3 separate regions of the Mus musculus genome follow, and all the other regions are linked to region 1. A link is a loop called in an ENCODE intact Hi-C map of the cell type or tissue named here. Cell type or tissue: heart. All regions are shown on one strand. Each heading gives the region's core, and the rest is flanking DNA. Links, peaks and the distances in the headings are about the cores only.

Region 1 (9,931 bases), core at 1,932-9,931:
ACCTGTTCGTCAGGTGCACACTACTTAAACCCCAACTGTATGCAGTAGCTAAATATGCTATAGACAGAAATGTTTCAGATTCTGTATTCTGGGGACATGTGACCGAGAAGGACATCGGAATTGGACCCAGGATGGGCAGGGGCAGGGAGACAGGCGGATGTTACAGAAATTAAAGATCCCAGGCAGAAACAAGACCCATGAAGAAGTGCTGAGGCAGGAGGATGCCTGAGTTCTTTGGGGAGTATTAGGAGGCTGGGGAAGACAGGGGTGGGAAGCATGACAGGTCCTGCATGGGATCGGTGTGACTTGGGGGTCGGTATGACTCGGCAGAGGCAGCTGGCTGGTATGAGCCAGGGTCAGTCCCAGGGAACAGTCATCAGAGCTGCAGAAGGGACCATAGTTTTGTAGGTCGATGGTTTAGGAAGCAAAGAGGCCAAGGCTGAGAGAATCCATAAGCTTGCCCCAGGCCCTCTTTCTGAGATGCATGTTGACTGACTGTATGACCTCTTCCTTGAGGTCCCAGCTGGGAAGCACCTGACCCTGAGGAGGGAAGCTACTGGAAGGATCCAGTGCTGGGTCAGCCCAGGGCAGGAACAATGGCCAGAGTAGATCCCAGCCATCCAGGCCAGGACTGAGCAGCAACCTCTGTGGAAACCTCGGTAGGCAGGCCGGTGGGCCTCCCTCACTCTGTTTTATTCAGTGCCTGGGCCACCATTATGGTGCTGGGGACAGTGACTCTGAGAGGCTGTGGGCTAGGTAAGTTTGCCAGAAGCCCTGTCATGGCTGCTGAGAATCAACTTTGATGATTCTGGGAGGCTCCAAGAGCAGAAGGGTGGGGGCGAGGGCTGTGGCCCAGAGAGCATCCTGTGTAAAGGGTTAGTCTGTGGTCTCAGCTCCTGCTTAGAATCCCCCAGTGAGGGGCTGGGGGCGTGGCTCAGGGGTGAGTTTCTGCTTCCATTGAAACAAGATCCTGGGTTCCATCTTCAGCAAGAAAAAGAAGGGAGAGGAGATAAAAGCAAATGCCAAAAGGAAGGAACGCAGAAAGGGGAGAATGTACGAAAAGAGGGAGGAGAGAACAGATCTTTCTCCCACGACTGCAGATCACAAGCCGGAGCAGCAGGATCCACAGCAGCCCGGAACGCAGAGCCACCTGAACCCTCATTAGCACATGAGCAGAGAGACAAAGTGTGTTCTGGGTGCACAGTGGAATAGTACTCAGCTATGAAAAGGAAAGAGGCATTAACACATGTTAAAAACTTCAAAATCACAATGCATGTGATTGACAACAGTCAGCACAGACTCTGGGGAGTGACCCTTGTGACCTGGTGTCCGGATCAGGCTCAGGACTGTGAAAGTGTGCCCAGGGGTTCAGAAGCAGCTCGTGGGGACACACATTTTGGCGTTTGGCATGGAATGTTCTGGAATTAGTCAGAAGTGCTGTGTGCACACCGAGTGAATCCAAATGTCACCAAATTGTGCTCTTTAAATGGGCAAACTGAAGAAAAATGGGGTGTGTGGGGCAATTTGTGTGGTGTGTAAGCGCAGTGTGATTTTAAATCAAACATCGACAGATATAAAATCAAACAGGCAGACAGTGCTGGCAGAGCCCTGGGCACCTGGCTCTGGCGCTGACCCTGGGTCACTGGTCACAAGACATGTTCCCTAGAGCCTGTGACAATCTGTCCACACCGGCTAGAAGCACACAGCCGGAAGGTACCTGGAGAAGAAAACTGAGGCTGCTCATGTCCCTGCTCCACACAAGGCCACTGCAGTAAGCAGGGTGAGGAGGGGGCCAGGGACTGGGCCTGTTAGCCCTCAGCCGTCATCCTAGTACTCTGGAGGCTGAGGCAGGGGGATGGTGAATTCTGATCTAGCATGGGCTGTAGCCAGAGGGCCCTGAGCAGCTTGAAGGGAAGTCACAAGCTCCTCTGTCCAGACCACCAAGCTAAACTAAAAGGTCCTGGCCTGCTGGCAGCAGCCCTGCCACTCAGAGCCTTTATCTGGCCTCCTCAGGACCTTTGCTGTTTTTGTGTTGTTCCCAGATTGTAAAACCCCCAAAGAGACCACCAGGAATCACAACACCGCACAACACCGATGTAAGCGCATGAGGGTTTTTATTGAAGATCAAGCTCGGGCCACCAACCTTCCTGATGGAACAGGAAGGAGACTGAACCCCCAGGTCTGAGTGAAGGGGGTCTCTAAAGGGGGGAAACAAACAAACAAACAAACAACAACAACAAACCAAACACCGAGACTGGGGTTTCCAAGCCTTGGCATTACATAAGAGGGTACAGATGTGTTAGTCTTTAAGCTAATTGGTTTACAAGCACCTGGTTAAGCCACAAGGAGGGTGATGTGTTTATAAAAAGATAAAGATGGGGGTATCCTCTATGGGGACGTAGTCAGGTATGGGAGAAGGGGAAGTCTCAGTGGGCCTATGCCAAGGCCTCCCTTCCCCCTGAAGGACCAGCCCCAAAACGGTAGAGTATAGAATAGAGCTTATTCAGGGCATGGGGAGGGGAGTTAAGAGGCTAGTAGAGGCAGAGAAAGGCAGAGAGAGGGAGAGAGTAGAGAAGAAGAGGCCAGCCATGAGCATGTGGAGAGAGTGGGGGAACGGAATGGGGAGAGAGGGTGAGCAAGAGAGCAAGAGAGGAGGGGGCAAGCAGCCCCTTTAATAGTGAATCAGACCTACCTGGTTGTTGCCAGGTAACTGTGGGGCAGAGCTTACAGAGGGAGCATACAACAAGAAGGAGCACCTTGACCTGGGAATGACTTATGTTTTCTTAGCCCACTTTGTTGTTACCAGCCAGCTGCAGCTGCTGTGTCTATTTTGTAACTGCCAAGGACATTTTGTGATTTTTCTCAGACCTCAAGGGAGGGGGCCATGCCTCTCTAAGGGCAAGTTAACTTAGAATGGAGTCTTAAGAACAAAAAGGCGTGGTGGCTCACGCCTTTAATCCCAGCACTTGGGAGGCAGAGGCAGGTGGATTTCTGAGTTCGAGGCCAGCCTGGTCTACAGAGTGAGTTCCAGGACAGCCAGGGCTACACAGAGAAACCCTGTCTCAAAAAAAACCAAAAAAAAAAAAAAAAGGAAAAAAAAAGTGTGGGTGTGATGTCTGGATCCGTGTTTGCCTGCAGTAGCCTGTGAGACATCCCATGCCACAGGGGCTGAGCACGCAGGATGTCTGGAACACAGTAAGGAACTGTGTTTTGCACTGGTGATGGTCAGACCCAAGGCAATTAGCATTATGTTGATCATCCCATCCTGGAGCCACGACATAGGAATCCTAAATTGTTACTCTGCTCCCCGAGCCACGTCCCCAGCCCACTTTGGAAATTCTAGGCAGCTTCTCTGACTCTGAGCCACGCCCCCACTTCCTTAAGGGGGATTCTAGGCTGTCACTCTGTCCGCCACCCACCCGTCTTTCCCTTAGCCAGAAGCCAGATGGAGCCTGTTGGACACAAAATATACTCCACGGAAAGTTTGTCCACCACACGTGGCTGGATGCTGGTGACTGACTCTCCACCCCCAGGTCTGGTCTTGCCTTCTCCACCCGAGTCCAGGCAGACTCTAGGTGTGTTGGCAAATTCTCCCAAGCGTAGAAGTGTCCTCTGCTTCAACCTCCCGGGGTCCCTGGAGGAACCCCAACATACCCCAGCACTGGAAACGGGCTACCATAACCGAAATATTTGTGTAACCACTGTGTGGCTGGACCCGGAGACCACGGCTCCTTCGCCAGCTAGAAGCTTCTATGATAACGCAGGTTCCAGGTCTGGGAGGCCTCGCCCTACTAGCTTCGCATACTCTTGTTATAAAAGGGTTCTCAAACCTTGGGTAGTTCAAACTGGAAAAGTCCAATTTGAGCCTCATGTGCAGGGCGGGCGGAGGCGACACGCGTCGCTGCTGCCTCCTAGCGGCCAAAGTGAGACATTACGGACGCGCGTTTACCGTGGCTGTAGCGCCAGGAAAAGAGGGAACCCAGGGTCCTCTTGACGGGCGGGCGAGCACATGGGAAGGGAGCTGGGCCTCTCGCCTCAACTATCTGTACTACCCAGGTCTTATCTCGGAATTCTAGGTGACTGTCCACACTGTCCTCCAGACAGGGTCTCATGTAGCCCAGGCTACCCTCGGACTCGCTTTGCAGTCCAAGCTCATCTTTCTGCAGCTGCCTCCTGGGTATTGGGATGACAGACGTGCACCACGACGGCCAGATTTAGTTTCTCAGTCTCTGGGAAGGCCCATTTATTAAGTGCCCAATACTCTAATAGGGAAACTGAGTCCAGACGTATAAACTTCCCGTGAATGTCTAGGCCCTGCTTTTTAGGTAACCTAATTTATGACGCTCTAGAGTCATTCTGTGACCCCAGCCAAGGACGCTGGAGGCAAACTGAGCCTGTGACTGACCATGTCCCCTCAGACTGGAAGGACCCCCCCAAAAATAAACAGACCAGTGATAGGGTCCAGCCTTGCCCTGAGGATACCAAGCAAAGCTGCATGAAGCACTTTCCCCTTCTTGGAGGTTTCCATGTTCCCCTCACAGGCGGTGTGGCTATAGGCGCTGGAGGGAGTGGGTGGGAGAAGAGAAGGGTGCTACAGAACCGGGAGAAAGGCCTGGGTCTGCGTCCTGCAAACGCTGTGTGACATCAGGCAAGACAGTCACCTTCTCTGGGCCTCAAGAATCACATCTATAAAATAGGACAGCCATTATGACCAGCTGTTGCAGTTTAGGGGCTCCTGAGGAGGGAGCAGGCTGGAGATGCAACAGTCAGGCCTCTTGCCCCAAAGTGGGCGGTCCCGGCTCCGCAGTCTTATGGGTCCTCCAAAGATCGTCAAGTACAGAGGCTCCCTGGGTCACACCTCCCAGGAGCAGCGGGAGTGTCACGTGGGCCAGGTCACCACGGGGACAGTCCTCCCTAGCCAGGCCCAGGCGCCTGGCCTCTGACAGTGCCTGCACCTGCCTCTGCCTCTGAGTCTCCAAGGGCCGCCTTGTGTCCAGGGCGCACTCAGGGGCGGCCTGGGGCGACTCTGTCCCGTCGCCTCTGTCTCCGGGCATCTCGACCACCAGCGCATCTCGCGGGTACAACACCTCCGGGAAGTCCTCAGGGTTGCACCACTGCCAAGCCTAAAAAGAGGGGGGACAGAGTCAGTGAATTCTCGAGAGGGGCTAAGTAAAGTGCGGGGCGGGGCGGGACTGAGTGAAGGGGCAGGATGGGGGCGGGGCCGGGACTAATTAAGGAGTGTTGGGGTGGGGATGGAGCAAACAGCAGGAACAAGAGGAGGCAGGATGTGTGGGCGGTGCCAAAACTGAGTGAAGGGGAAAGGGGCAGGATCAGAAATTGAGTGATGGAGCAGACGTGGGCGGGACCAGGACTGAGTAAAAGGATGAGGGCAGAGCTAGGGCTGTGGGCAGAGCTATGTAATTGCTCCAGGACTTGGGAGGAGCCAAAACAATGGGAAGAATCCTGTCGTTGGGTGGGACTAAGACTTGGTAGGCGGGGCCAGGATACAGTGTAGCTGAAAACCCCTAACACCCCTCCCCCTCCCAGTGCCTAGAGGAGCACATTCATTCTGTGGAGACCCTCTTCCAAGTCGTCCACCGAAACAGCCAGGGTGAGGCCCCCAAGGTTAGCTACAGCACAGAAACGGATCCCGTCCCCTGGATCCAGCCATGCCTGAAGCCCGAAGCCTTGAGTTTGTTTTTCACATTCCCCTTTAGTTGAAGCCACGTTAAATTCTGATTCTAAGATGACATCCAGAATTCTCCTGCCTATTGGATCTACCTGTCGCCCTTCAGTTTGGGCAAGCTGAGCTGGAGCACACCCACTGCCCAGAGTACATTACTCTGCAGTGGGAAGCTGCGAAGGAACATCTACCTGCTTGCCCTGGCTGCCAGGGAACTCCACGGCAGTGCTGCCACAGGGTGTAGGCAGGGGTGGGCACAAGTGCCAGGCGGCCCTGAGGAACAAAAGGTGACAGATCAGAGAGGGTATTCTTGAGGCTTCCTTGTCCCCGCTGTTATGAAGGGTGTGATGTGGACCAAATGAGAGTCCTGCACACTCAAGATCAGCAACATCTCTGCCCACAACGCAATTCGGTTCCAGGCCCTCTGTGCCTTGGTTTCCGCGTCTAGACCAGGACAGATCTATACTTTGGGGTCGTGAGTGTCCTCAATACTGCTCTAGCAGACAAGGCAGGAGGGGTAAGGCAAGAGTCACCTGTTTAAGCCAATGTATCCGAGACTGCCCACGAGGAGGACGCTGGCGAAGCTTCCCAGAGACGCGAAAATGATGGATAAACGGGAAATCTGCACCTCTGGGGGGCGGGACAATTTGGGTTGAAGGATGTGTGCCCTGTTCCTACCCTGACTGAGGAAGACGCAACTTGACCCACATACAGCAACCCAAGGAGACAAAAGAGAGCAGAGGGGTGGTCACTGTGGATCAGAGACAAGTAGGGAGTGCTTCCTACAGGAGAGAACTTTACAGCTGGGGTTTGAAGGACAAATAGGAGTTTGACAAATGGAGAGGAATCAAATACTGCAGGTAGATGAGGTAGGCTAGAGAAAAGGAATTCTGACCAGTGCTTTTTCCAGAGGCCATGGAAAAACACAAAGGAAAAGTTGGCCAGTGGGGTGCTGTGGTGCCGGGTCCTGCATGGTTATGGAAGGGAGGTGGGACACAGTTCCTGCTCCTGACACAGAGCCAGGAGGGTGTTGGCCTGCAGGAGTGCTGACAGTTGCTGGGCATGAGGCGTGTGTGTGTGTGTGTGTGTGTGTGTGTGTGTGTGTGTGTGTGTGTGTATAAAATGTTCCTCCTTTGGGAAATATTCTCCCTGCCAAGATTAATGACTCAATGATAATTAGAAGCAACATGAGTCCATGAGGCGAGGCTGTGCCTAATGTCTCAGAAAAATGGTAAATGCTGAGACCTTCAGGACAGCCCTTAAGGCTGTAGGAAAGAACTCTGAAAACATGAGTCCAAGACTATATAATTTCTCAATATGCAAAATATAACGATGCAGTATAAGTCAGGGCCTTCACAGATCTAGAAGAACAGGGACAGCTAAACTCTGAGCCAGCTTGTCAAAAAGAAACTGAGGAAGGAGATAAAGAGATTTAAGAAATGGTAATCTGGGCTGAAGAGATGGCTCAGTGGTTAAAAGCACCCTCTGTTCTTCCAGAAGTCCTGAGTTCAATTCCCAGCAACCACATGGTGGCTCACAGATGGTATCTGTAATGGGATCTGGTGCCCTCTTCTGGTGTGTCTGAAGTCAGCTACAGTGTACTCACATACATAAAATAAATAAATCTTAAAAAAAAAAAAAAAGAAATGGTAATCTCAGGACGGGATCCCACCCAGCTAAACTTACTCTCTGTGCTTACAAAGGCAGGCAGATCTCTGAATTCATTTGCAATGTTAAGAAAAAAAAGGGGGGGTGGGTATGGGGGACTTTGGGGATAGCATTGGAAATGTAAATGAGGAAAATACCTAATTTTTAAAAATTAATTAATTAATTAAAAAAAACAAAGGAACCAGAGATATGGTTCAGTGGTTTAGAGCAATGACTGCTCTTCCAGAGGTTCTAAGTTCAATTCCCAGCAATGACATGGTGGTTCACAACCATCTGTAATGGGATCTGGTGTACTTTTCTGGTGTGTCTGAAGACAGCTACAGTGTACTCAAATGAATAAGATAAATGAATCTTTAAAAACAAAACAAAGACTTTAAAAAAAAAGAAAAAAAAAAGAACGTACTTGCTGCCTTTTGCTAAGAATCACAGGCTAGAGTCAGGGAATGGTGATTTGTAAAATGATGTGGGGAGGCGGGGAAGGTGGACAAATGGATTGATATGAAATAAAAGACTGGGCTTTGGCCCGAGAGAGAGAACACTCAACTCAGAGAGGGAACCTGGAGAGCTAACACTGCTATTTAGAAATTTTTCTGGCTTTCAGATTTTGATCAGAAAACTCAATATTTACTTTTAGGATTTTTTAAAAACAGGATTTCTGACTTGATTGGAAAATCCAAGATTTGTTTCTGAGTTTGGTCAGAAAGCCCATGAACTATGCAGAGAGCTTTTAGAATTCTTTCTAGCAGAGACCTATCTGGACAGCCCACTTGGCAGAACACAGAGCTCTCATCTTGTACCCCACAACTGACTTCAAGTTGTTCTTTCACCACTCCCAAACACCCCTTTCTCAGGACCCCCTTTTCAAGCCGAGGCTGGTCCTTGGCACTGTGGGGTCATTAGGGGAAGAGCAGTCAGCTATCCTTGATGTCTCTCCACTCACCAAAGCTAAAGCGCTGGGGATGACTCCAGGCACCCGGGAGCCTCGCAGTGTCGGCTCGCACCTGAACCTTGTACATTACTCGGCTGCGCAGTCCGTCAAGTGTCACTTGGGTTTTAGTGGGTGGCACGAGCCACTCTGCTGGGGAAGGCAGCAGTGGGTTAGGGATCCCTTTATGACCTGTGGTACGAGCCTGACACTCAGAGCAGCCCTGTGAGGTCCACACTCGCTGCGGGGCCACCGTATCTTGTCTCAGGACACAGCAGCGGGGCTCACACTACACTCTCTTCCACCCCCATACCCCCAGCACCTGACTCCCACGCGCCGTCTTCAGCCTCGCAGCGCACGACGTATTGCGTCAGGACCCCCGGGCAGGTGCTCAGCTGTGACGCCGTCCACTCCACGGACACCGAGTCCCCGGTTTGGTTCCTCACCGACACGTGTCGTGGAGTACCGGCTCTCGAGGCTGTGCAACGCCTCAGTCACCAATGGGGCAAAGGAAGGGAAGGCCCCGCCCACCGCGACCCCGCCCACACAGACCACACCTTCCTCCACGGTGGCCATGCCTACCAGGGTGGCTGCCCGCCCCATGCACAGCCCTGGATCCGCCCAGTATCCTAACTCCACAAACTTAGGGCTCTACGAATAGCCTTGGCCACACCTGCCGGCGTGGATCCTTTAATAGAGATAGCATCTGACTAGCTCACATCCTTGGTTCCACCCACAGCCACTCCAAGGTGACCAAGGGACATCAAGGGTCATCAAGGGATAGATCGACTCACCGTTACCCCCAAAGTAGTAACTGGACAGGACTGTGGCCCACAGCATGGGATTCTTGGGGTTCTTGGAGGCGAACACTGTGATGCGGTAACATTCCTCCTGCTCCAGGGTAGGTTTAGAGCTCCAGCTGTGTGTCACTAGAAAGACCAGCGGAGCAGCCACTGATGGACTGTCCCATAACTGTTTGCTGACTGTGCTGCCTTCTGGGACTGCCTAGAAAACTTCTACTCGTGCTTCAAAGCCTTTCTACTTCTTCCCCTGGATCGCTCATCCAACTACCTAGCCTTTACAGCATGCGGAGAAGTCTATGTGGAGCTCCACAGCCTCAGCTGTGAAAACCCCAAAAGTGTGTCCACCAGGACTCCAGCCCAAACCCACAGCAGGACATCTTAAGACACTGCAGTCACCGTCCTGCTGCCTGGCTTTCTCTAGGCCTCATTAACTTGCCAACAGCAACTGTGAACTGCCACCTTCCGTGGTGCGGGAATGTTTAAATCATCATAATATGTGAGACTCATTATCTGCCATCGTGTGACCTGCCCAGGGCAGGACATGGGAACCCAGCAAAGGTTGCAGATGCAGGCCACAGCATTCCACTTCTGCCCGATTCTGTGTGACTCTGAGTAAGTGAAGATGACACTCTGGGCTTCAAACACCCTGTCTGCACAGACCCTGAAGGTTGGAGCCCACCATGTATTACCCATCTTGGCAGGATCCTCTTCTTCTGGTACAATCAGGGTACAGTGTGTGTGGTTCCTGTGCTGGAACCATGGCTGCCACTCAAGGCAGTAGGTGGTGCCGGGAGCCTGGGCTGCCCACTGCATGGATGTCATGTTGCCTCCCACGCTGACATTCAGGGCTCT
Region 2 (9,931 bases), core at 1-8,000, 99 kb after region 1:
TCTCTCTCTCACACACACACACAGAGGCAGAGAGAGACAGAGAGACACAGAGGAACCATAAATCTAAAACAAATGAAGGTAGAGGGGTCTGGAGAGATGGCTCAGTGATTCCAGCAATGGCAGCTGGAGACCAGGGTTCTGTAACTCCAGTTTCAGGGCATGGATTGGCCTTTCCTAGCCTGAGTGGGCCCTGACCTCTGCGGTACACAGACAAACCATTCAGGCGGAAACCCCCATACAGAAAATAATAAAAAATATTTTTAGGGCTGAAGAGATGGCTCAGTGGTTAAGAGCAGTGGCTGCTCTTCCAGAGGTCCTGAGTTCAATTCTCAGCAACCACATGGTGGCCTACAACCATCTGTACTGGGATTCAATATCCTTTCCTGGTGTGTCTGAAGATAGCGACAGTGTACTCATAAGTAAATAAACAAACAAACAAATCTTTAAAATGACTTTTATCTTGCATTCAGGCCCTGGGCTCAGGGAGCCTCATTGTCCCTTTTCAGAGCAGGGACCTCAGTCCCCAGCTCCTGCACTGAGCCCAGTCCCGGCCTACTCACCTCAGTCCACAGGAAGGACAGGGCCGTGCCACTCCGCCTCATGGTGCAGGCTTCTGTGATGACAGGGATCAGTGAGACCAGGTCCCAGCCAGTTGCTGGGCCACCCCACGCCCCCAGAGCCCAGAGCCACATCAGCAAGGCAGCGAAGTCACAGCTGCCTGGCGAGGCTGCTGCAGGTACTCCCGCCCAAGCTCCCTACCCTGGCCAGCCCTAGGGACTAGAATCCTGGGTCCAGGTCACCTAGGAGAACCGTTCAGCGCCCGGAGGGACTCTTGCGCTTTGTGGGGTTTCTGAGAGCCGAGTTTCATGAGAGGTAGGCCTTCTCACACTGACACAGGTGTGGTACTCACTTCCAGCTGCTCCTGTGGGGACCTGCGCTGTGAGTGTGCTCTGTGACCTCCCAGGAGCAGAGGACAGACGGTCCTATCCCACTCCCAGCTGGGTTCTTTAACTGAGCACCAGACTAGACCCGAGCCAGGAGGCACCCTCGGGACTGGAGGAGGGGGTAAGGGCAGAGTGACCACAAGGGCAGGGAGGTGTGTGTGTGTGCCCAAGTGTGTGACCAAAACAGGGCTGAGGGGGAGGGGAGGAGAGGGGTGAGTGGCCAGGCAAAGGTTTACTTGTTAATGTGTTTACACCTGACAGAGGACAGAAATAGCCTGAGACTGAGGCATTACGTTAGTATTTTGGGGTACCAATCAAGGCACCCCAAGGCTTTAGGAAAGCTGTTCTGCTATGCTGTGCTGGTCCAGGCAGCTGATGACACTCTCTGGTCAAACCTTACCCACAAGTTAGAGCTGCAGTCAGAAGTGGGAAAGCCAGGGAGCTGGGACTGGAAGATGGAATGTGGCCTGGGCCTAGGAGATCTTGAGGCCACTCCAGTCTGTGGCTGTGAAGCAAGTTAATGTTTCACCCTACACCCCTCCCCCACAGACAGGCCAGGAGACCTCTCACCACCTACTCCAGTGGTCATCAGAGCGTGACCTGCTGTGGGTGGAGGTCACTTCAATCTGCTGTCAAACATCATAGCAACGAGGGAGACACCCTCACCTGTACTGAAGAGTGGGTCCTGTCTCACCCTAAAGTCGGCTGTCTGAAGGGTTACCAGACTGGAGCCTGAGCCACTGAGGGAGTGGTGGAGAGCAGGGTGTGCAGAGAGGAGCTGAGGCAGCCAGCTCCTTCCTCCCCGTGACCTCTGCACAGCCCACTTGGTACCTCCTGCCCCAAGGTTTTGAAGATTGCTGGAAAACTCAGATCCTTCCAGCAGTCAGAAGACCCCTCTTCACTTCACGGCCAGGTAGGCCTCGATGTCTTCATCAGGAAATAGGCCCATGCCTCTCCTACTGTAGGGCCTTTTCGTGCCCTGAGTACTTGCCCTGGGTACTTGCTCTGGGTGGGCTTTTTTTTGTTTTTTGGTTTTTCGAGACAGGGTTTCTCTGTATAGCCCTGGCTGTCCTGGAACTCACTTGTTTTTTTGTTTTTTTGTTTTTTGTTTGTTTGTTTGTTTGTTTTTTGAGACAGGGTTTCTCTGTATAGCCCTGGCTGTCCTGGAACTTACTTTGTAGACCAGGCTGGCCTCAAACTCAGAAATCCACCTGCCTCTGCCTCCCAAGTGCGCTACCACGCCCGGCCCTGGGTGGGCTTCTTAAGTCATGTGGATTTGTAGCTTTCCCCAGGCTGCCTCCCGTTAGGTTAGGTCTTCCAGTTCCTTGGATAGTGGCCTCTGTCCTGCCAGGACACTGGGTCACACAGGTCCTGGCTGGGGGGGGGGGGGGTGAGGACAGCAGCCCTGTCCTCTGACCCTGAAATGACATGCTCTGATTGTCATCCCCCCTGAAAGCAGACTCGGGGTTAACAGTGTGACTCCGGATTAAGGCAAAGAGGTACTCAACCCGAGAGTCAGGAAGCAGCTCTGAATCGTGAGACTTTACTCAGTTTATGCTTATTTAGTTTTATTTTTTAATGTGTTTTGCCTGCGTGTATGTCTGTGTGTCACCTGTGAGCCTGACGACTGCAGAGGGCAAAAGAGGCCACGGGACCCCTGGGACTGGGGTTGCTTACATGTGGGTGCTGGAAACAGAACCCTGGTCCCCTGAAAAGCAGACAGTGCTCTTAACCACTGAACCATCTCTCCAGTCTCCCACAAAAAAAATTTTTTTTCTAAAGATAGAGTCCCATGTAGCCCAGGCTGACCTCAAACCCCATATATAGCTCAGGGTGGACTTGAACACATGATCCTCCTGTCTCTACCTCCCAAGTGCAGGGATGACAACTGTGCTCCATCCCACCTTGATTCATTTCTGAGTTGTGTACTAGATCTGTGGGCCAAACTGGCCTTGAAATTCCTGGGCTCCAGTTGTCCTCCTTGCCACTTATCCCCAGGTCAGGATAGCAGGGTACGGGTGAGGGGGGGAAATGTTTCCAGACACTGCTCTTTCCAGGTGTCACCCCCACCATATCTCTAGTCCTCTGAGAGTCACGACTGTAGGCGGTCAGCAAATGGCAGCCTCTGGCTCACGCTGCCCTAGAAGAGGAACACACATAGATTGGCATTAAGCACCACAGGGCTCTACTGCAGGGGGATGTCTACTGGGAAGTCAGCAACCCAACCCTGGCTGTACCCATCTCACCATAGATACCGTATCCAGATTATGGAAAGCTGGAGCATCTCGGTTATAATGTCTCACAGCGACGAACGCAGAGCCAACGAGTAAGACAGACACAAGCAGACACACAGCAATCACCACACCGGGGTTCCTGTATGATGTGGGGGTCCAGAGGCTGCCTGCATCTGGGAAGAGGAAGGGGTCAGCCCTGGCCACATCCATGCCCCAGGCCCTCACTGAGGGTTCCTAGGGAGGAGCTCCCCCCTCAGCCACACCCCAGCCCCTCACTGGGGGGTTCTAAGCAGGAGCTCCCCCCCAGCCACGCCCCAGCCCCTCACTGGGGGGTTCTAGGCAAGGTTCCATCCCTGAGACTCGCCGCAGCCCCTTACTGGGGAATTCTAGTCAGGAGCTCTAGCCCTTAAGGTACTCCAGGGCCTATGTTGTTTATAAACAAGTATATAATTTCATGTGGATTTTTCGTTCTCTCTCTCTCTCTCCTTCTTTTCCTTTCTTTTCTTTTCTTTCTTCCTTTTCCTCCTCTCCTCCTCCTCTTCTTGCCTTCCTCCTCTTCTTACCCTCTTCCTCTTCCTCCTTCTGTTCCCCCTCTTCTTGTTAATTTTTCAAGACATTTCTGGCCCTGGCTATCCTGGAACTCACAGTGTAGACCAGGCTGTCAGGCTGTCCTGAAGCTCACAGAGAATCTGCCTGCTGCTACCTGAATGCTGAACCACCATCACCCTGCTTGGTTTTCTTTTTCTTCTTTTCCTCCCATCCCCTTGGTTATCTTTTAAAAGACAGGGACCCACCATGTGGCCTGGGCTAGTCTCAAACTTGAAGCCATCCTCCTACCTCCTCCTCACAGTTTTAGGAACACAGCACTGGACCACCACACACAGCGACAACTAGGTAATGAAACCTGTTTTCTTGCACATGGCTGTGTCCTCAGGAGCCAGCACACACTAGCAAGTTACTAAGGCCATAGACCCAGTAAAATATGGCTTTAGATGGCTTGTGGCTCAGGCCTGCCTGCACACTTCCAGGTCTGTGTCGCCACCTGGTGACTGGTTTCAGAACTGCTGTCAGATTTCAGCCAATTTGTTTGTTTGTTTGTTTTTTGAGACAGGGTTTCTCTGTAGAGCCCTGGCTGTCCTGGAACTCACTTTGTAGACTTTGTAGACCAGGCTGGCCTTGAACTCAGAAATCCGCCTGGTCTCAGCCAATCTTTACACTCACCCTGGTGTGGGCTGGACACAGTGGACAACCCTTGTGGAGGCAAGTTCGTGGACTGGGATGTGGTGGTCGGCTCGGAACTGGGGAACCCAGAGGTGGGGAGAGAGGCTGTCTCTGGATCTGGGGAGGCTGAGCCCGGATTTGGAGTTGTGGAATCTGGAGGGGATATGGTTTCCAGACTTGTGTAGGTAGAATCAGGGGTTGTCTCTGGACTTGTGGAGGTGGGGACAGGGGTTGTCTCTGGACTTGGGGAGATGGTATCAGAGGCTTTCTTTGCTATTAAACTCTTCAAGAATAGTGTAAAATTAACATCTGGGAAAAAAACAAACAAAAAAACAAGATGTGGATATGTGTCTATGAAGCTTGCGAATGGGCATCCTGGGCTGGAACGCTGCTCAAGTTCGATCTCAGCCCCTGGCCAACATACCTGTGACTGAAGATGAGCGCTCTGAGTTTAGCTTGCCAGCGCTCTGGCCCGCCTAATGCAACTCTGCCTGACTCCACAGAGCTAGGCTCTGGAGTGCCACCTGTTACAACTCAATCACTGCCTGTGACTTCTGCTTTACAGAAAGGGAAACAGTCCCAGAAAGTTGAACCATTACTCAACTCTGTCACTCGGGTGCAGGCATGACCTCCACATCCAGAACTTTCTAGAACCCTGAGAACTGGGAAGCCCTGACCTAAACTAGGACTTGAACTCTGCCCCAGAATGCTGGCCACACCCTCTACCGCCGAACCAACACCAAGATTCAGGTCTCTGACACACCACCCCTCCCTCCTGCCGTGCTTCCCCTCCCACGGCACCCTTCCCCCACCCTGAAGACATTCAGAGGCTGTGGAGATAGTTCCTGTTCTCCCTCCTCCCATGACTTCCTTCCAGATCCAGGTCGCTCCACCCAGGTGTGCAGGGCACAGGCCGCAATGGCTGCTTTGCCCAGCCCATGCCTCACCCCACATAGCACATATGAGGAAATAACATTTAGGTTCTGAAAGGGGGTGCTGACCCCACCTCCCACACCCCAGTCTCCCAGGCCCTGTGGCAAAGGAACCTAAGGATGTGAGTAGACTCGATGAGAAATTCCTGAGGAATTAAAATTGACCCTAAGCCAAACCAGGATTAATTAATTAATTAAGGTTTTAAGTGACGAAAGAGGAGGTGGTAGCAATCTCCAGTTCTACTAAGAACCTAGCACCAAATAGGTCTTTATAATTTTCTGGAAAGTTAAACAGAAAGGAGAGTAGAACCTGTCTCATGCCTTTAGTCTTGCACACAGGAGGCAGAGGCAGGCTAATCTCTGAGTTTAAGGTCAGCCTGATCTACAGAGCAAATTCCAGGACAGCCAGAGCTACACAGAGAAACCCTGTCTTAAAAAACATCAAAAAATAAAAATAAAAAAAATAAAGGAAAATAGGGGTGTTTTGGCAATGTATCTGGTATTGCACTTTTCCGTCTCTGAGATGGAAGCTGTGCCAATTGTCCTTAATAGGGTCATCCACAGGCTGGAGCCTGTCTGGGCTTCCAGGGATAATTGTGGGGCTTTCGGAATAAAACCATCAACTATTATAAATCAACTGTCTAAAGAAGTAGCTGGAAGCCGGGCGGTGGTGGCTCACACCTTTAATCCCAGCACTTGGGAGGCAGAGGCAGGCAGATTTCTGAGTTCGAGGCCAGCCTGGTCTACAAAGTTAGTTCCAGGACAGCCAGGGCTACACAGGGAAATCCTGTCTCGGGGAAAAAAAAAAAAAGAAAAGAAAAGAAAAAAAGAAGAAGAAGAAGTAGCTGGAAGGAAATAAGAAGTCTGGCACCACGACTCCTAAAGGGAACAGGGACAGTGAATGAACAGAAAGTGAGCCCAGATCCCTGGTATGACAAGGGGGCGGTTGTGTAGGCCCTCCTCACTCTCTGGATGGGGCAGGACTGTGCCAGAAACCCCTGAAGTGTCCCGGAAACCACTGGCTTTTGCCTCAACTCAGATGATCCTAAGGGGTTGCTACCAACTCTACTGTGTCTGGGAGGAAAGGGGAGAGTAGGGTTTGAAGCCCTGTGTCCCGGTCCCACTGTCCACCCGGAGCCATTCCCTTTCCCTCCACCAGCCTACCCCTGGATGCAAGGATGACGGAGGAGTCGCCTAGCAGCAGCAGAGCCAGCGCCAGGGGCAGCAGCCACGAGCTCGCCATTCCTGCAGTCTGCCCAGGCTGCAGGTGCGCGCCCAGGTTAGCAGTGCCTGGCCCACGCGCGGCCCCTGCCGGCGGATCGCAGGAATGACGGGCTGCTTGGGGCTCTGGGGTTCCCTCCAACCCTTCCTTCCTCCTTGGCACCCCAGCGCCTCCTCAGCACGGGGTGAACTGTGCTCCTGAAGTCTCAAGACACGTAGTGGCCCCTGTCCCCAGACACCCAGGGATACCCCTTCTATGGCTGCCCCAAACCTGACTTGAATACCCATGTCTCTCTGGCCACCAGACTCCTCTGGCTCACCTAGGTGGAAATGCCTTCTCCGGTAGGTCTCACAGCACAGTGGATGCAGCTGGAACCGTCTAGCATTTTTCTAAAGGAGGTACAAGCAAGCTAAGGAAGTCGAAGTGGGCTAGTCCCTGCCACAGAGGGTCTCACTGTGTAGCCCAGGCTGACCTAAACCAAACCTCTTGGTGATTCTCCTGCCTCAGCCACCCATGCTGAGATGACAGGTGTGTGCCTGTCACAGGTTAATTTATGTATATTTGGTGTTTGTTCCTTCAAATAGTGTGTGTGTTTATGTGGTGTGTTCCTACATGCCGTGTGAGTGTGTGTGTGTGTGCAGGGAGATCAGGTGAGTCACCTCTCCCCATCAGTGATCAAACACACAGGCTCAGTAGCAAGCATCTTAACCAACTGTGTCATCTCACTGGTCCCAGATGTGACATTTTACAAATCACTAGCCATGTGACACACAGGATTCCATGCTAGTGACCTGTGGCCCCTGGAAAATAATTAGGGTTCCCCAAGCCTAACTATAGATACCACATGGGCTGGAGACACTGGAACTCCTTGCTGCTGGCACGGTCTAGAATTCCCCTTGTTCCTCCCAAGATATATGACCAGAGTCAGGCTGTAGCATGCTTTATTCACAAGACTCATGAGGCCACATGGCCATGATGGTGTCTCTTGCCCACAGCCAGGGAGGGGTCTAGACGCCAGGCCAGTGCAAAGAGTAAGCCCTTGAGCTATGGCGTGAAGTGTCCCTGGAGATGCTCCACGGGCCTCCTGTTCCCAAGAGTGCATCCGTGGTGAGGCAGCTTCGAGTGTAATGGCCCCTCCACACGGCCTGAACCATCTTGGCTGCAGACTGCTTCTGGCTGAGCTGCCGGCGGGTCCTGTAGCCCTTCCAGGCGGCCTGGATGATGGTGCATGCTCTGTGCTGCTGGCTAAGAAGGGTGTTCTGCTGGGATGCTGAGGCCCATCGAGAGACAGGCTGACCTGAGATGCCCTGGCCAAAGCCCTGCACCACTCGCGTGGAGAGTGTGTGGCCACACACGTGGCAAGTGCGTGGCTGGGATCCCACAAGCATCACAACGCTGGGCGGACTCTCTACCGGGGGACCCAGGGATTGACAGACGCTGCAGACATCTGGTTGACAGGATAGGAAGCAGCGGTGCTCGGAGCTATTTCTGTTGTCCAAGGTTCCCTTGGTTCGACCACTGTGCTCTGGCCATGCAATAGGGAGCAGTACCTGGCGGGCCCGGGCCCGGCGAATGCAATAGCCGCGCCAGGCAGCCTGGATGATGGTGGTGGCCCTGAACAGCCTTTCCAGATTCCGTCGTACACGGTAACCACGCCACGTAGCTTGGATGATGGTGGCCCATTGGTGCCACACTTTCACAGTGCGGCGCACTAGGTAGCCACGAGCGCACGCTTGGATGGTGACAACGGCCTGGACGACAACTTTCTCCATGCCCTGTACTGACATCAGCAGCTCAGCTGAAGGCTTGCGGTCCAGCTCGGCCTCTGCACCAATGGGGTCCCATGGCTTGTGGCCCCTGCTGGGATACCATACGCCTTGGGGTGCCCCAGCATGTGCTGTGGCTCTGACCGATACGTTGGGGACTTTGGAATTCCATGACTGGCCAGAAGCCAGGCCGGCATCCACAGGGCCCTGGGATACAGTGGGGGGTAGGGATATCGTATTATGGCCAGTTTTGGGGTGTGTAACAAGATGGGGTCTGTGGCTGTGGGGTGTGGTTCTGGGGCCCTGGGAACTCCCACCGAGGCTTGTCTCACCCACCTTGATGTGTTGAAGTCTATGGCCATAGAGCATGGTGGGGACTCTTCCAGAGCCCTCACTAAAACTAGTTTTAGGGACTGTGACCTGAGGGTGTTCTTGGCTGTGAGGTGCAGTGGAGATTCGTGAGACCCCATCATAGCCAGTGACAGGGCGGTTGATGTACTCAACATTTTGGTTGTGGGGCATGGTTGGGACCAGGGAACTCCTATCATAGCTAACTCTGGGGCATGTGACAAGAGTGGGCCTCTGGTCAGGGTGTGTGGTGAGGCCCAGCATTGTTTTTGGCAGACCAGCCTCTCTGCTGTCCTGGGCAGCCTCATCAAGAAGGGATCTCTGGGAGCCACTTGATGATGGCTCATGGACCAGAGACATCCTCTGAACTCCTGAGGTTGCCTTCTGTCTCCTCGCATCCCCGACATGGTTAATGGGTGTGATGCCCACTGTGGATGTCCCTGAGGGTTCCTTGTGACTGTCCAATGAGACCCGAGGTACCAGCTTGAGTGGATGACTAAAGGGGGGCAATCTGTTCATGGGACCTTCTAGAAGTTCTGAGACAAAGCTGACTTGACTGGGTTGGTAGGACTTTTTAGCAGTGAGGGACTCTTGGTGGTCACTCTTGGTGTGACCTTGAGGTCCTCCAAACTGGGAGGCACTAGACACCCCATTTTTAGATGGGGGTGCTGAGTCTGTCCCCCCTGAGCTCTCGACAGCTCTGGGGTTTCCAGGCTTGACCTCCTCTGACCCTAGAGACAACTCAGCTGTCCCAGCTTTGCCTGTACTCAGTGGTGCCACTGAGACGCTGGAAGCCAGAAGTTGGCTCGAATTGTCCACAGCGGCCTTCTGCAAGCTCGGGACCCTGGGAGCAGGGAGGAGGCTCTGGGGATCACTGTTGCTTTCTGAGGCTAAGGGCTGAACAGTGATGCTACTGGCTATGGGGTGCTTACCTAAACTTGGGGCCTGTTTAGGGACAGGGGGCACACTGTTGACTTGTCTGGGAGCTTCCTTGTTCAACAGAGCCTTTGAGAATATTTGGTCTTTGAGAGCATTTTCAGCTGCCAGGGGCTTCTGCCCATGACTCTCTCTTCCTGTGGCACCAAGGCCTGCCCTCAGTTCTGACTCAGTCTCAGTGCCCTGTGGTTTGACAGAGTCTCTGCTAGGTGCCACTATTGAGGACACTGTGTCAGCCATTTGTCCTGGTTTTGGCAGGGTCAGGTCATTGACACCTACATGCTTTGTCAGCCCAGGGTCTTGGCTAATCTGTGAGGCACTTGACAAG
Region 3 (9,931 bases), core at 1-8,000, 50 kb after region 1:
GATGTCTAATGCAGACAGTTACATGGCTGTAGCCCCTCACTTGGGGTGGGTGGATCTGCAGCACAGCTGAGGCCTGGGAGGTTGGCTCAGGCCACGCAGCATCTGGCGTCCCCAGAGCCCAGGCCTGGCCCTGAGAGCTGCAGGGCCCCAGCCCATCCGGGCTCACAGCCAGAGCCTGTGGCTGCCCCAGTAACAGCCGCCTCCCTCCCCAGGCTGGCCAAGGTCCAGCCATCTCAAATGCCCCGCCTCACCCTCAAACCTTCAGGACTGAGGGCGGCCCTCTGCAGGCTCAGTTTCCCCACCAGCAAAGGCCGCACCTCCGAGTCCTGAAGAACCACCTGGAACCACTCAGCCAGCTCCTCCTGCATCTCGAAGGGGGTGAGGCTTTTACCAGTGGGGCCTCCGTTTGGCATTGGGGTCCCTGGCTGTTGTATCCGCCCTCCCCTGCTGGCAGGGTGCTGCCCACCTCCTCTCCTCTCCTACAGGTTTGGGGAGGTTGTTTCTTTTTCTTTCTTTTTTTTTTTTCCATACAGCTGGGCCAGCTCCACTCAGAGAGGCCCCGCAGGCCCTGGCTTGCCTCTCCTGCATGCCAGGGCATCCCTGCCGAGGGCCAGAGCCAACCCAGATGGTAGGGGCAGGCAGAGCCTTGCCAAGGCCAGCCAGACACCTGTGCACAAAAGGCCCTACATGGGAACCAGGCACTACTGGAAGGGGGCTGGGCCTGGAAGCTGCGGTGGGGGAGGGTGGAAGCCAGGTGTGGGGATGCCTGTAATCCCAACCAGAAAATTGCTTTGGGTTTGAGGCCACTAGGGCTACATAGTAGGTCTCTGATTCAAAGCCAAACAAAAGAGCATCAGACTTGGTGGCCCAGGCCTTTAAGCCCAGCACTCTAGGAGGCAGAGGCAGGAGGATCTTTGGGAGTTCCAGGCCAGCCTGATCTATATACTGAGACCCTGTCTCAAAATAAAATCTAAAACAAAAAGATACTCCAGTCTGGCAATTTTCTTTGAAGTGTAAAGCCCAGAGTGGTGATCCCTGAGGTCGGGGCTGCACAGCTGACCGTAGTAGAGCCAACGCCTGTGTGAGCTTTGCTCGCTGCCTCATGAGTCATCTCGAGACCTCATAGGTGCAGCCGCATGTTTGTAGAGGCCAGGCGTCTGAAGTGAAGAGGGCTGGTGTGGGCTTCTCTGGCGGTTCCAGTTGAATACAGAAGCCGTCTGCACTGTCACCTCTTTTGCTTTTGGAGACAGGTTCTGTATAACACAGGCCTCCTGCCTTCATCCCCAGAGTGCTGGAGTGATGGCTGTCCACTCCCACACCTTGCACTGAGCTCTTACCGTCCTTCGTGTCCTCCACTATCCCTGGGCTTGCAGATTCCTTGTGGTAAACTTCGGAAATAACTCCCACTGACACAGCGCTCCCTGTGCCCTGGGTTCCCAAGCTGGGCGGCTGCACAGTCTTGCAGGCATAGAGGGCATGAGTGTTCACGCCCTGCCCCTTCCTTCCAGGCCACATACTCCCAGACCTGGCAGAGCAGTTCTCCCCACCTGACCCTGCTCCCCCGATTCTGGTGAAGCTGGTGGAAGCCATTGAGCAAGCAGGTGAGGTCCAGCCTGAGTGTGTGGGGGGGGGGCGGGGGGGGGCGGGGCTCCAGCCTGGTCTTTTCATGGACAGAGGCAGAGCTGGGATGCTGTGGGTTTCCTTGTTGGCTGGGGGGAAAGGGTGACACCTAATAGGGAGGGAGGTGTCCTGGGCCCCATGTTACATATGCTGGTCAGTCACGTGAGTCCCCTTCTCCCAGAGCTGGACAGTGAATGCTACAGTAAGCCGGAGCTGCCCGCAACACGGACAGGTTAGGGATCCTGCTGACTTTCCCGTGGTGATGGGAGGGGCAGGCACATTCACCAGGCTGGACTGTGATGCGTTGCCATACCTGCAGACTGGTCCCTGAGTGACTTGGAGCAGTGGGACCGCACCGCCTTGTATGATGCTGTTAAGGGCTTCCTGCTGGCGTTGCCTGCAGCTGTGGTGACCCCTGAAGCTGCAGCAGAGGCGTACCGGGCACTTCGAGGTAAAGCCTGGCAGAGCAGGGTGGGCAAGGGACCTTGGGGTGGATACCCGTGTGGTTACTGGCCCAACTGACTGGCTCTGGCTGTCTGTCTCTGCCCGCAGAGGTTGCAGGCCCCGTGGGGCTGGTGCTGGAACCCCCAACACTGCCGCTGCACCAGGCTCTCACACTGCGTTTCCTGCTGCAACACCTGGGTCGTGTGGCCCGCAGAGCACCCTCGCCAGATACAGCTGTCCATGCACTGGCCAGTGCCTTCGGGCCGCTACTGCTGCGCATACCTCCGTCAGGGGGCGAGGGTGATGGGTGAGTGGGTGGAGCCTGCGACGAGGTGTGGCTTGGTGGGTATGGGCATCACTGTGTGGGATGGGTCCCAGAAATGATGGAAGGGAAAAAGTAGTTTTCCTGGATGGGAACAGCCAGTGGGACCAAAAGCTTTGGGGTCTTTAAGGTAGGTGGGGTCAGGGAGAGCTGCTGTATAGGGCAGAAAGACTGGATCCCTAAGTGAAAGGGAGCAGGGCAGGGGGTGGCTGTGTGGGCAGGGTTTTCACTGTGGCTACAGTGAGGGAGCTACAAGCAGAGAGGGGCCGTCAAGCCTGCCCACGAGCTTGGCATTACTTCCTGTTTTCCTTGGAGCTCCTATTGCACATGCCTTGCCACACCTGTCTTCCTACACTGCCAATTGTGTTCCACACCTGCACCCCATCTTCTCACACATGGTGCAGCTGTCACTCCCAGGACTTGACTCCCCCACTTCCCCCTAGGAGTGAGCCTGTACCCGACTTCCCTGTGCTGCTGCTAGAGAGGCTGGTGCAGGAGCATGTGGAGGAGCAAGACGCTGCCCCCCCAGGTGACTGTTCTCATTGATGGGCAAGTCTATGACCAGTGTCGTATTCAGTTAGTACTTAACGTGAGCGTGCTTTTTGCAGCGGCAGTATGCACTTGGTGTGTAAGGCATGTGTGTTTTCTCCCCCAGCGCTACCACCTAAGCCCTCTAAGGCAAAGCCGGCACCCACAGCTCTGGCCAATGGAGGGAGCCCGCCCTCGCTTCAGGATGCAGAGTGGTACTGGGGGGACATCTCCAGGTAGTTCTGCTGCAGCAAAAGATGAGCTTCGTGTGTGCGTGGGACGGGCATGGGGAGCAGGGTGGGGCAGATAGGCTATGTCAGTGGCTCCATGCCCCCATTCCCCAGGGAAGAGGTGAATGAGAGACTCCGGGACACACCTGATGGTACCTTCTTAGTCAGAGATGCATCCAGCAAGATCCAAGGAGAGTACACGCTCACCCTCAGGTAGGGCCGGTGCATAGGCAGTGGGTCGGGAGGCTCCGGTTGGGGAGGTGTCCCACGATAATGACCCCACCCCTGCATACAGGAAAGGCGGGAACAACAAGTTGATCAAAGTCTTCCACCGGGATGGTCACTATGGCTTCTCAGAGCCCCTTACCTTCTGCTCCGTGGTGGAACTCATCTCCCACTACCGCCACGAATCACTGGCCCAGTACAACGCCAAGCTGGACACACGCCTTCTCTACCCTGTGTCCAAGTACCAACAAGTGTGTGCTGCGCTGGGGGTTGTGGGCCTCGGCTGGGCCTGGGTTGGGAGGGAAGCACTGATGGTTGTGTTTGGGATCCAGGACCAGGTGGTGAAGGAGGACAGCATAGAGGCTGTGGGCGCCCAGCTCAAGGTCTACCACCAGCAGTACCAGGACAAGAGCCGCGAATATGACCAGCTGTATGAAGAATACACACGGACCTCCCAGGTACCTGGGCTCTGCACATGGGGGGGGGGGGGGCTGAGGTACAGAGGGATAGCCCAAGCCAGTGTGTGCTCCCCCAGCACTCAGTGCTACACCCCATTTCCTCCCAGTGCTTCTTACAAATCTAGGTTTGGGATTCCCAAAAATGAATATAAAGCAAGGATGGGTTTGTAGTGGGATTTGTAGGCTGAGTCAGTTAGCTGAGTGCAGCCAGCCAGCACTATTGAAATACGGTTCTCAGTGAAGGAGACAGAGCAGAGTTACCCTTCACTCCTGATAACGGACGGACGTTAGGGACTTGTGGGCAGAACTGAGCTCCACCCCATCCCCAGGAGCTGCAGATGAAGCGCACAGCCATAGAGGCCTTCAACGAGACCATCAAGATCTTCGAAGAGCAGGGCCAGACACAGGAGAAATGCAGCAAGGAGTATTTGGAGCGCTTCCGGCGAGAGGGAAATGAGAAGGAGATGCAGAGGTGCGGGGGTTCCTCCTGTGCATCCTCTGGTGGCCACGGGGCAAGAGGGAATGGAAGGTGGCTCTCACCGAGGAGGCTGGTAATCACTGGAAATGGAATTCGGAGGGTGCATAGGAGTTCGCCCTGCCTTTTTCCTCAGGATCCTGCTGAACTCCGAGCGACTCAAGTCTCGCATCGCGGAGATACACGAAAGCCGCACGAAGTTGGAGCAGGATCTGCGGGCGCAGGCCTCCGACAACCGTGAGATCGACAAGCGCATGAACAGCCTCAAACCTGACCTCATGCAGCTGCGCAAGATCAGGGACCAGTACCTCGTGTGAGTCGCACCCTCTCCTGCTCACCAGGGGGCGCTCGTGCGCATCACTGCTGTGCTGGGTAAACCACGTTCTGAGCGCCCCTTTGGGCCGCCAGAGATACTGCACTTGGAACCCACTCTGGTTTACCTCGGTTTCCCAGGCATTGCTCACTTACCTCTCCCTTGTCAGGTGGCTCACCCAGAAAGGTGCCCGACAGAGGAAGATCAACGAATGGCTGGGAATCAAGAACGAGACTGAGGAGTGAGTGATGTGCTGCAAGGGGCAAAAGGACTTCATAAAGGGAGGGGGTACTCGCGTTGGTGGTGGAGGATGAGAGCTCTCCAGGCAGTGGCTCCTCTCCTGCTTCACCCCACAGCCAGTATTCACTGATGGAGGATGAGGACGCCCTCCCCCACCACGAGGAGCGCACGTGGTACGTGGGCAAGATCAACCGCACACAGGCGGAGGAGATGCTGAGTGGCAAACGAGACGGGACCTTCCTCATCCGGGAGAGCAGCCAGCGGGGCTGTTACGCATGCTCCGTGGTGTGAGTGCTGGGCTATGGGTTGGGGTTGAGTCATTTGTGTTGCGAATCCATTGTGTGCATTGAGCACCCATTTCCATTGTGTGCTAGGCTCTGTTGAGCTTGGCAGTGAAGAGGGGGAGAGGCAGGCATGGCTTCTTCTCTGAGCAGCTCTTTTGGCCACGCAGGGTGGACGGCGACACGAAGCACTGTGTCATCTACCGCACAGCCACCGGCTTCGGCTTCGCAGAGCCCTATAACCTGTACGGGTCCCTGAAGGAGCTGGTGCTGCACTACCAGCACGCATCACTCGTGCAGCACAATGACGCACTTACCGTCACCCTCGCACACCCTGTGCGTGCCCCCGGGCCTGGCCCACCGTCTGCAGCACGCTGAGCGCCCACCTCGCCTGCCTCCCTGTCCATGTCTGTCTCCAGATCCCCTCCCCTGGTGAACACGCGCAGGAGGCCATCCCTCCCGCTGCGCCTGCCATGTTTACAGAGGCTGTGGGGCCACTGGCCTGGGCGCCCTGAGTTCTTCAAGCCATATCCCCGGGGTTAGAAAGGAACCGCGCTAGGTGGTTTCCAGGAACTCAGGCCTGGACACTCGGGGCCGGGCGGGACCCGCCCCGCGGACCCCAACTTCCCCTCTTAAGGTCGAAGTGAAACCAGTCACAGGGGGTTACCCCGCAGCTGCCGAGAATCTTCCCCACTCTGGCGGGCAAAATACAAACTCTGGCCCTCGCCCAGGCCCTGCGCTGTTCTCCAGACTGTGCAATCGCCTCCCCTTTGGGACAAGGGCCCTGGGTGTGTCCCTGCTCCCTGGACCCCATACCTGCCCAGGGCGGATGGGCAGCAGGTTTTGTACGGTACATTTATTGATACGAATATGAAACATTGTACCTGTTGGCTGAGTGTCTTTGGGGACTGGAATTCCTAAACCCTGTTGCGAACGACAGACTTTGTCCTGCCAGTGGCCATGCCCCATACCCATGTCCTGGCCTGCCAGGGACCCTAAACCCAAGAACAGCCCCTCTTCTGCTGCCCCAGCTCCAGGGTGCTCGGACAGACACAAGCTGTGACGCCCATGTCGTCCTTAACTTCCTCATCAGGAAGAAAGGCAACAACCTCCCAGCCACCCAGGCGGGTGTCGCCTGTCCCTAGTCTCCCTGATTTGTGAGGGGAGACCAAGCTCTGGCCCTCTGCACACTTGCTGACCAGACCCCAGGATCTGTGCTCATTAGCAAAAGTCCTGCACTAGGGTAGGAACACATCAAGACTTAAGCCCATGAGTACTTTGCCAAGTGCTCCCATTCCCCCTCCAGCGCGTTTAGGCTCAGCTAGGACAGTAACGGACAGAACCCGTCCCTGACCCACTACCCTATGGGTTCAGTTGGCCTTGGTCCATGCTGCATCCTGCAAGTGACCTAAGACAAACAGCACCTTGTGACCCCAGAGCCTGGGAAGCTGAGGCACAATCACAAGCTTATTAGCTGGGGAGACAAATCAACAAAAGAGAAAACAAATGTTATCCGTACTCGTGGCCTCAGGGGTGGTCTCTGCCCAGCTTGCAGAGGGGTGAGGGTTGGAATCAAGACTTGGTTAGAACAGAACTCAGCATGTAGCCATCCCAAATCGCCATCCCCTCTAGCTTGCTGTCTCCTACACAGAAAACCCGGTTTTCTCACGCTTGGAGCTGGAACTTTTCCTGCTGGTGCTGCTGTTCTGTGGCCTGTCACTGCTCCAGGGACCCAGGGTTCAATTCTCAAACTGACTTGGTGCAGAGGCTCTCACAGCATGATCCTTTCCTGGCGACTCTATCCACAGTCATGTGTCACTAGCACCCCATTTCACAGACTGGGAAACCGCAGCTGATGGAAAAGGACAGTGTCTGGAGTCCAGGCACATCTCCAGTCTCACACTCAGTTGCTGGAAGCAAGTACCTCAGCTATGTCCTCAACCCAAGCCAGGGCCCAGAACCAGAGATGGGAAGTTGCCCTGCCTAAGCTAGCTTCTTTGCTGTGGCCTGAATCAGCGGAGGTGGGGGGATGTGCCGGGCGGGCGGGGCTGGCTTGCTGTGACCTGGAGTCATGGCAGTAAGAATTAGTGATGAGAATGTGTCACTCCCCCACCTCCGCTGGGCTCTGGGGAAGAACATGAGCCTCCTGTCCCTCGGTCTGGTCGTCACTGTCTGGAGTCCCCCTTCCCATGCCTGATCCAAAAACTTCACGTGACCAGACATGCTAGCCGCGGAGGACTGGAGGCTGGACAGAGTCTTGTGGCCTCGTGATTTGGGACCAGCACCTGGCTGGGGCGGAGCCTTCAGGAAAGGAGTCCCAGGGTTAGAAGGAGCCTGGATGGGGCGTGGACTTAGTGGGTGGGGCCTCCACTTGCTTAAAGTCTCCCGCCTTCCTGGCCTGACCAAGCAGTCCTGCCAGCTTTTTCCTCCGCAGCCATGTCCTGGTCTCCGATCCTACCATTTTTGTCCCTTCTGCTTCTGCTGTTCCCACTCGAGGTTCCCAGAGCAGCCACTGCGTCCCTTTCGCAAGCATCCTCCGAAGGCACAACCACCTGCAAGGTAGGGACCGCAACGCAGGAAGGGGCCCAGGGTCAGATGCCCGCCAGTCTGTCAGCTTAGGGACTTCTCTGCACTTATTCCGTGAACTCGTTTTGGGGAACTCCAATGTCTTCAGGGAAAGCTGTCACGCCCAGGGCCGCCACCCCTAATCCAGTCCCTGAACTCTGAGTACCGTGTCCACGTCCTTTCTCTTCCCCATCTCAGGTCTGAAAAATGCAGCTATCCCCTGCCCGCCTTGCCTGAGCATTTATCAACCACCTACCGGATATGTCTGAGTGAAGAGCTGAGGGATGGGCACGCGCACGGGGTGTGTGTATGTGTGTGAGGGGGGGTGTTCTGCTCCAGACCTGTTGAATCACTGTCTGGTCTCCACCCTCACACAATTCTTGTCGCTTACGGTGTGCGTTCCAGCCGAAGAAGAGAGGGGGCTAGCGTGCTTCTGACCTGGAGCAAACACATGCCCCGCACGCCTAGATCCTTGCTCAGACTCGGCCCGCCCTCCCCGGGGACCGGAAGTCTCTGCACGCATCAGGCACCTTCTGTGTCTAGTCGGGCATCAGACTGGGTGAAGTTTCCCTGGGTCCCTGGAGAGGAAGAATAGAGTCTTCGTGGGTGAAAGGCATCGCTGTGATGCGCAAAATTACAGAGGTGGGGAGGGAGGAGGGACGGAGAGAGATCAAGCGAGAGAGCATGTATTTGGCTTCAGAGTGTGCATCTCTGAACAGACAAAGCTGAGCGAGAGAGCAGCAACTAGAAATATGCATATCTTTTTTTTTTCTTTTACTTTATTTTACTTTATTTTGATTTGGTTTGGTTTTCTGTTTTGTTAATGGAGGGGACAGAGTCTCAGTGTAGGGCTGACTGTCCTGGAACTCACTATGTACAGCAGGCTGGCCTGGAACTCTTCCTCTGCCTCCCGGGTGCTAGTGTTGTCTTAGCACTTCCTGAATATAGTTAAAGATTGTGCATTCGCTGAGCACCTACTGTTTGAGAGCCTGTCAGGTTCCGTTTTGTAGATAAACTGTGATTGCGGAACAGGATCTAGAGTCTCGAAAACCTCAGAGGGGGAAAAAAAAGCCTGGCGGTGGTGGCGCACGCCTTTAGTCCCAGCAATTGGGAGGCAGAGGCAGGCAGATTTCTGAGTTCGAGGCTAGCCTGGTCTACAAAGTGAGTACCAGGACAGCCAGGGCTACACAGAGAAACCCTGTCTCTAAACCCCCCCCCCAAAAAAACCCTCAGAGGGCCCGGGATGTGGCTCACTGGGAGACTGCTCCCCCAACACGTGCAAAGAAACCTTTAGTCCCCAGTGCCACAAGGCTGAACGAACTATAAGGGTCTTGGCATAGGGCTGCCCTCTTCAGGGGTGACCGGGGCCATACCTCACCAGACACCTCTCTTCCTTTCAGGCCCACGATGTGTGCCTCTTGGGGCCACGCCCATTGCCCCCTTCACCACCTGTCAGAGTCAGCCTGTATTATGAGTCCCTGTGTGGAGCTTGTCGCTACTTCCTCGTCCGGGATTTGTTCCCAACCTGGCTGATGGTGATGGAAATCATGAACATCACCCTGGTGCCCTACGGGAATGCACAGGTACTGGGGGCGGGGCAAAGAAACTGAAGCAGGAGGGATGCCAAGGGACAGGAACACCTGGTCACCTGAGCTCACCAGGAACACCTAGTCACCTGAGCTCACCAAGATCCATTGCTATCTTGCAGGAGAGAAATGTCAGCGGTACGTGGGAGTTCCACGTGCCAGCACGGGGAGCTGGAGTGTAGACTGAACATGGTGGAGGTAAGCTGGAGTGCGGACCTGCGGTGAAGGGAGGCGGGATTGGCCACTTTCTCTGGACAACACTTGCCTGCCTCTCCAGGCCTGTCTGCTGGATAAGCTGGAAAAGGAGGCAGCGTTCCTAACCATCGTCTGTATGGAGGAGATGGATGATATGGAGAAGAAACTGGGACCGGTGAGTTGTTGGGTGGGAGGTTGTGCCGCCCTGGCTCCAATATCTAGGCAGGGGATCCATTCCTGAGCCACGCCCCAGGCCCTCACTAGGGGGGTTCTAGGCAGGGCTCCTCCCCAAGTCACACCCCTAGCCCTTGGCGTGACTTTCCCTCACGTAGTTTCTATACAGGAAAACCTTTAGGTCTATGAGCAAAGCCTGGGATCTTCACTATTTGTAGACACAAGACACAGGTGACAGGAGATAAGCCAGGCCGAGCCTGCTTCCCAGAGCATTG

What was found. Hi-C counts contacts between places; a loop is a spot of excess contacts. Peaks named below come from ENCODE experiments on the same cell type or tissue, not always from the same donor. Only the 100,000 strongest peaks of a DNase experiment are listed, where the experiment ranks them.
Region 2: it touches region 1 in a loop (5-fold over the local background); 6 of 42 quality-filtered maps call a loop at or near these places.
Region 3: it touches region 1 in a loop (2.3-fold over the local background); 3 of 42 quality-filtered maps call a loop at or near these places.

What each region holds. Positions count from the first base shown.
Region 1 is chr8:70,815,707-70,825,637 of GRCm38, reverse strand. Il12rb1 (interleukin 12 receptor, beta 1) reads right to left here. Exons shown (of 16, transcript NM_008353.2): 10 at 9,769-9,931; 11 at 9,071-9,205; 12 at 8,599-8,754; 13 at 8,292-8,426; 14 at 6,217-6,313; 15 at 5,875-5,956; 16 at 4,214-5,123. The coding sequence ends at 4,767. Among named protein-coding and RNA genes, the nearest start is that of Il12rb1, 12 kb to the right of the region's middle. In heart, for the core only: no CTCF peak of the experiment used is centred there; DNase peaks (open chromatin) are centred at 3,797, 4,847, 5,317, 8,747 and 1 weaker place; H3K4me3 peaks cover 1,911 bases; H3K27ac peaks cover 618 bases; H3K27me3 peaks cover 5,198 bases.
Region 2 is chr8:70,715,197-70,725,127 of GRCm38, reverse strand. It overlaps Iqcn (IQ motif containing N), which reads right to left. Exons shown (of 4, transcript NM_001370847.1): 4 at 7,478-8,526. The coding sequence ends at 7,561. It overlaps Gm3336 (predicted gene 3336), which reads right to left and starts at 6,585. Exons shown (of 4, transcript NM_001195253.1): 1 at 6,496-6,585; 2 at 4,400-4,708; 3 at 3,191-3,351; 4 at 2,493-3,084. The coding sequence starts at 6,574. The coding sequence ends at 3,037. Pde4c (phosphodiesterase 4C, cAMP specific) reads right to left here and starts at 1,064. Exons shown (of 17, transcript NM_001310465.1): 1 at 911-1,064; 2 at 561-613. The coding sequence starts at 602. Gm34255 (a long non-coding RNA gene) reads left to right here and starts at 600. Exons shown (of 3, transcript XR_379077.3): 1 at 600-736; 2 at 1,494-1,857. In heart, for the core only: a CTCF peak has its summit at 4,229 (motif pointing left); DNase peaks (open chromatin) are centred at 3,327, 4,237, 5,137 and 6,617; H3K27ac peaks cover 424 bases; H3K27me3 peaks cover 4,277 bases.
Region 3 is chr8:70,764,273-70,774,203 of GRCm38, reverse strand. It overlaps Ifi30 (interferon gamma inducible protein 30), which reads left to right and starts at 7,541. Exons shown (of 8, transcript NM_023065.3): 1 at 7,541-7,695; 2 at 9,102-9,284; 3 at 9,410-9,439; 4 at 9,441-9,485; 5 at 9,565-9,657. The coding sequence starts at 7,573. Pik3r2 (phosphoinositide-3-kinase regulatory subunit 2) reads left to right here. Exons shown (of 16, transcript NM_008841.3): 3 at 1,509-1,601; 4 at 1,802-1,852; 5 at 1,940-2,071; 6 at 2,173-2,371; 7 at 2,830-2,915; 8 at 3,042-3,150; 9 at 3,259-3,357; 10 at 3,440-3,620; 11 at 3,702-3,827; 12 at 4,157-4,299; 13 at 4,439-4,615; 14 at 4,785-4,856; 15 at 4,972-5,142; 16 at 5,307-6,028. The coding sequence ends at 5,514. 6330537M06Rik (a long non-coding RNA gene) reads right to left here. Exons shown (of 2, transcript XR_003947402.1): 2 at 6,629-8,279. In heart, for the core only: no CTCF peak of the experiment used is centred there; DNase peaks (open chromatin) are centred at 153, 4,653, 5,603, 7,453 and 5 weaker places; H3K4me3 peaks cover 1,320 bases; H3K27ac peaks cover 948 bases; H3K27me3 peaks cover 412 bases.